2 separate regions of the Homo sapiens genome follow, and region 1 is linked to region 2. Evidence: chromatin loops called from intact Hi-C (ENCODE). Cell type or tissue: thyroid gland. All regions are shown on one strand. Each heading gives the region's core, and the rest is flanking DNA. Links, peaks and the distances in the headings are about the cores only. Region 1 holds the start of KRT78 (keratin 78). Region 2 overlaps KRT76 (keratin 76).

Evidence for each region. Peaks named below come from ENCODE experiments on the same cell type or tissue, not always from the same donor. Only the 100,000 strongest peaks of a DNase experiment are listed, where the experiment ranks them.
Region 1: it touches region 2 in a loop (2.0-fold over the local background); 1 of 110 quality-filtered maps calls a loop at or near these places.

Annotation. Positions count from the first base shown.
Region 1 is chr12:52,847,473-52,850,303 of GRCh38, reverse strand. KRT78 (keratin 78) reads left to right here and starts at 1,310. Exons shown (of 9, transcript NM_173352.4): 1 at 1,310-1,757; 2 at 2,183-2,397. The coding sequence starts at 1,374. In thyroid gland, for the core only: no CTCF peak of the experiment used is centred there; DNase peaks (open chromatin) are centred at 1,233 and 2,403; H3K27ac peaks cover 468 bases.
Region 2 is chr12:52,773,408-52,776,313 of GRCh38, reverse strand. KRT76 (keratin 76) reads left to right here. Exons shown (of 9, transcript NM_015848.4): 2 at 712-926; 3 at 2,672-2,732. Among named protein-coding and RNA genes, the nearest start is that of KRT76, 2.5 kb to the left of the region's middle. In thyroid gland, for the core only: no CTCF peak of the experiment used is centred there; a DNase peak (open chromatin) is centred at 1,344.

The DNA.
Region 1 (2,831 bases), core at 1-2,500, 74 kb before region 2:
GCAGCCTCCACCTTCTGGGATCAAGCGATTTTCCTGCCTCATCCTCCCGATTAGCTGGGATTACAGGTGCCTGCCACCACGCCTGGCTAATTTTTTGTATTTTTAAGAGACGGGGTTTTACCGTGTTAGCCAGGATGGTCTCGATCTCCTGACTTCGTGATCCACCCGCCTAGGCCTCCCAAAGTGCTGGGATTACAAGCGTGAGCCACCGTTCCCAGCTTAGGAGTATTTTCTAAATGCACCTTGCTTTTTTTTTTGAGATGGAGTCTCACTCTGTTGCCCAGGCTGGAGTGCAGTGGTACGATCTTGGCTCACTGCTCAACCTCTGCCTCCTGGGTTCAAGCAATTCTCCTGCCTCAGCCTCATATGTAGCTGGGATTACAGGTGTGCACCATCACACCTGGCCAATTTTTGTATTTTTAGTAGAGATGGGGTTTCACCATGTTGGTCAGGCTGGTCTCAAACTCCTGACCTCCAGTGACCCACCCACCTCGGTCTTCCAAAGTGCTGGGATTACAGGCGTGAGCCACTGTGCCCGGCCCTAAATGCACATTTCATTTCAGAGCCTGGGTGGCTCTGATTTGTAACCTCAGGAAGCGGAGCCTGATGGCAGGTGGATGGGCCTGGCCCCAAGTGCTTGTGGAAGGAGCAGAGCCACAGGCTGGGTCAGAAACGTGCTGTCCCATGCGATCCTGGATGGAGATGCCTGATTTCAGTGGGTGGTGCCTCATGGATGATTGCTGGGTTGGGCAAGAGGAAGGACTTGGAAACCCTGTTTTTCTGTTTCATTTCCAAATCCTGGAGTGTCTTTTAGCCAACTATGGCAATAACACCTCCACTAACCTCCTCTCTTTGTGGCGCTGCAAGTGCCTTCCTTCTCCAACTCCTTGAGGCAGATTCTCCCTTGAGAATCCAGGGCACTCTGATGCTTCCTCTGAACCCCTTCTAGCGTTCTTTCCTCTTCAACCTCCTCTCGCTTCCCTGTCTCCTTCAGGAAGCCTTCCCTGAGGGCCTCAGTGACTTTGCTCCGGCCATCCCTCCCTGTCCCTCAGCACTGACATCCCAGTCTCCTGCCTGCTTCCTTGTCTTTGGGCATGCCTATTTCTCCAACAGCCTGGGAGCTCTGAGGGCAGGGTCTGGGTTTCCTTCTCCCTTGGCTCTGCACGTGCCGGACACTTATTCTCCAGGCACGTCAGAGTAAGTCAGCTGGAGCCAAGTGACAGACACAGTCAGGTCAAGAGTATCTTGCTCTCCAAGGCCCAGCCCAGGTACGGGAGTGGATAAAAGTCTCGTGCTGGGGCCCCAGGGCAGAAACTCACACACCTTGACAATCTGTCTGTCCGTCTGCAGCTGCGTGACTGTCTGTCTCTGCCATGTCTCTCTCCCCATGCCGGGCCCAGAGGGGCTTCAGCGCTCGCTCAGCCTGTTCTGCTCGCTCAAGGGGCCGCAGCAGGGGAGGCTTCAGCAGCAGGGGCGGCTTCAGCAGCAGGAGCCTTAATTCCTTTGGGGGGTGCCTGGAAGGCTCTCGTGGGAGTACCTGGGGGTCAGGGGGTAGGCTGGGGGTGCGGTTTGGGGAGTGGAGTGGTGGGCCTGGGCTCTCCCTGTGCCCTCCGGGGGGCATCCAAGAAGTGACCATCAACCAGAATCTGCTGACCCCACTGAAGATTGAGATCGATCCCCAGTTCCAGGTGGTGCGGACGCAGGAGACCCAGGAGATCAGAACCCTCAACAACCAGTTTGCTTCCTTCATTGACAAGGTGAGGGTCAACTCAGCCAAGCCCCTGTCTCTGTGCCTCCCTTGGAGGAGCTGCTCTTGATGGACTTGGAAATGGGAAGTTTGGCCTCCTTCTACCACTTTTCTAATAACTTCTGCAGCAAAGAAGTCCCTCCTGTGGACTAACTGGACTCTCTCTGGCTATGCTGAGGCCCTGTTGTTCCATGATTGGGGCTCAGGGACAGAGAACTGCCAGCCAGCGGGGGGAAGGCCCTGCCCCATTAGTCAGTCCAGTCATTTTGTTGTGTTCAGAGTGTCATGGAAGGTCATGAGGCTTCCCCTGCCCAGGTTGGGCAGGGGGACAGGGGAAAGGTGAGGCTGATGGGAGGGTCCCTCAGGCTTTACTTTCCAGAGGCTGTGCACAGGGAGTCCCACAGGAGCCTCAGGGATCCTCTGCTTTTGCTGCAGGTGCGGTTCCTGGAGCAGCAGAACAAGGTCCTGGAGACGAAGTGGCATCTGCTGCAGCAACAGGGGTTGAGTGGCAGCCAGCAGGGCCTGGAGCCTGTCTTTGAGGCCTGCCTGGATCAGCTCAGGAAGCAGCTGGAGCAGCTCCAGGGAGAACGAGGGGCTCTGGATGCTGAGTTGAAGGCCTGCCGGGACCAGGAGGAGGAGTATAAGTCCAAGTAGGCACACTGAAATTTCCCCATGCCATGTGGGCGGGGTCTGGGATGACTCAGTTTGGGTCTGTCAGCCAGGAGGTGTCCCACATACTGAGCACCCAGAGGCACATGACTGGCCTCCCCTCTACCCCTCCGCGTCCCCATTCCCCAGGCTCTCAGGTGCCCACCTGCTACAGGTAAACGAGGTGTCCCGCAGTCCCCAAGCAGATCTGGAGAACCTTGGAGGAAAGGCAGGGAGACCGGTGTCCTACATGCCCCAGCTACAAGGGCCCATGTTTCCGGTCAAGGCTGGGAAGGGCTTATTTAAACAATGCCCCAGTGGCTTTTTTTATTCTTGAGAAATTCCTGTTCAGCGGGCTGTGGGCTAAAGTGATTCAGATGTTCTCTGGTTCCAAAGAGGGAAGGGAATCAATTTAGTGGGGCTGTCCCCAGGCCTG
Region 2 (2,906 bases), core at 186-2,685:
GTTAGCACAGATCTTGAGGCTGCATCTAAATGAGGTGCATTGGCAGCTGCCTTACCTTCCAGATGATGCTGTGCTTCAGCCAATAATTAAACTGAGCTGTCCATGCTGGGGCAGAGGAGGGTGTTCTGGGTCTGTGTGGGACTGAGCCCAGGATCTGAAGTGAATTCTAGTTCAGCTGCAAGCTGAATAACTGAAAGGAGGTCTTCCTATGTGAAACTTCTAAAGAAATGTTAGACCTCATTGACTGTATTCACTGCCTTTATGGAGCTGAAAAAAGCTTACATCTAAAAAACAATGACAAACTTTATTTGTGCTTACCTCCTTCAGTGGTATTCTGAAGGATCCCTATAGACCCAGGACAGTCCTGGGTTTGATTCTTAGCTTTGTCACTCAGTAGACTTGTCACTTTGGGAAACTTAAACTCTTTGAGTCTCAGTTTCCTTATCTACAAAATGGGGATCACAGCAACTCCTTTATAGGTGGTTGTGAGGATTAAATGTGACGGAAATACATGAAAATAACAGGTAAGGCATAATCACTCAACAAATTCTAGCTCTCCCTTTGCTAAATCTTCATCCTTCCCAAATTAAAAAACAGGGGAAATTGTAGATTGAAGAACTGGGTTCCTTCTCCACAGTTCTACATTTGGGATGGGCAGCCCCACATGCCCAACTCAAGGGGCTGACTCCTTTTCTCCCCTCTTTCATGCAGGTGCGGTTCCTGGAACAGCAGAACAAGGTCCTGGAGACCAAGTGGGAACTGCTCCAGCAGCAGACCACAGGCTCAGGGCCCAGCAGCCTGGAGCCTTGTTTTGAATCCTACATCAGCTTCCTATGCAAGCAGCTAGATTCACTTCTAGGGGAGAGGGGGAACCTGGAGGGAGAGCTGAAAAGCATGCAGGACCTGGTGGAAGACTTCAAAAAGAAGTGAGGGCTCCTCCTGGGAAGTTTCCCCTTCTGGGGAATTAGCAGGGAGGTGTGGTCCTAATTTGGGATTTCAACTGTTCCCAACTGTGCCTTCAGTCAATACTCTGGGATGGATTTATTGAGTGAAACATGACAAAGCAGAAGGGGGTGAAAGGGTGGGGACTGAGACTCCCATGTGGCTATGACACAGATTTCAGGCTCCAGATGGGCCCCCTCCTATTCCAGCCCAGAGGGACAAAAGAGTCCTCCCAGAGTTTAGAATCCTTTAGGATGGGGAGTCCGCCACACTTGACTGGACACAGGAATCACCTTGGATGCTTGTCAACAATGCGTATTCCTGTATTCCAGTCTTAGGTATTCTGAATCATAGGTGTGGACAGGCCCCAGGAGTGTGAGTGTTCCCCTAGCTCCTGGGGATTCTAGGCAGAGGTCCAGGGCTGCACTTGGTAAAGGCCTTTATCAGTGTGTCCCGTCCAATCTCCTGTTCTGCAGCTTTGGTTTGCCTCCTCCTCCACGTTCCAAGTTGCAGTCCATATCCGCTGAGGTCTGCAAGGAGCAAACTGGGCCTCTCAAGGTGGGAGGGAGCTCCCGACTTCCCCAGGGATCAGAACCCACAGGGACGGGCACACCTGCTCTGCAGAGGCCCTATTCCAATTCAACCACACAAACGTGGTGGGCACCCACTCTGTGGCAGGCTCTGTGCTGGGCTCTGGGAATTCAGTGGCAACTCAGATTCATATTCCCAAAAGAGATCCCAGAGACCTCTTTTCTCCTAGAGGAAAAAAAGAGGTCCTGCCTAGAGACCTCTTTTCTCCTAGAATCAGTCCAATTCCTCAAGCTTTATGAAATACAAACTCTTGGTAGTAGATTTTAGTCCTTAACAGGCAGGAATCCCACAACTTTGATGCATTCAGAAGGTATGAATTCTTTCTTAACTGAAATTCCTATAAGAAGTAACTGTAATGAAGGAAAACAGAAACTGAGGAAATAGGCAGAAATGCCCAATGAGAGCACACATTTCACTGGGTTCCATATGCACACATTGTGCTTTGCAAAGTCAATCAAAGAGCCTAGGCAAGTGGTCAGGCTCCTTGAAGTTTGCCCTCTCACTGACTGCCCATACCTCTGCCCATCACTGCATTTAGAGGGAAGAGGGCCAGGCAGTGCCCTGAGCTCTGAGAGGTCTCTGGACAGGACCAGCTACGTGATTTTCAGGCCTCAGTGCAAAATGATAATGCAGGAACCTAGTTACAAAATTATTAAGAATTTCAATCATGCCTGTAATCCCAGTACTTTGGGAGGCTGAGGAGGGAGAATCACTTGAGCCCAACAGTTCGAGACCAGCCTGGGCAACAAAGTGAGACCTTGTCTCTACTAAAAATTAAAAAATTGGCTGGACGTGGTGGTGCATGCCTCCAGTCCCAGCTATTTGGGAGTCTGAGGCAGGAGGATTGCTTGAGCCTGAGGGGTTGAGGCCACAGTGAGCCATGTTTGTGCCACTGCACTCCAGCCTAGGTGACAGGGTGAAACCTTGTCTCAGAAAAAAAAAAAAAAAAGAAAGAATGTCAATATGGTGCCAGCATTGAGCTAAGTGTGAGGACCCTGAGCCCAGGGTCCTGTGTAACTGCACGTGCCCATGAAGCTCGTCCTGTCTCTGCGCAGGTGAGGAGAGTGCCTGGAATCCTCACCTCTCTTTTTTACTTCTGAAATGCCAGTGTTCAAATGTGTGCCTCTTCTTGTTCCAGGTATGAAGATGAAATCAACAAACGCACTGCCGCAGAGAATGAGTTTGTGGGGCTCAAGAAGGTAGGTGAGCCTGGACCAGCATATCCAGGTTTCCTTTCTGGGAGCTGCCCCCATGGAGAGAGTGCACAGCCAGCTGTTCTGGGGCACAGGGACCTTATATTGTGTGTGGGATTGACACTTTTCCTTACATTTTTGGAAATGAAATGTTTCATGAAGGAAGCTGCTCTAAGTATA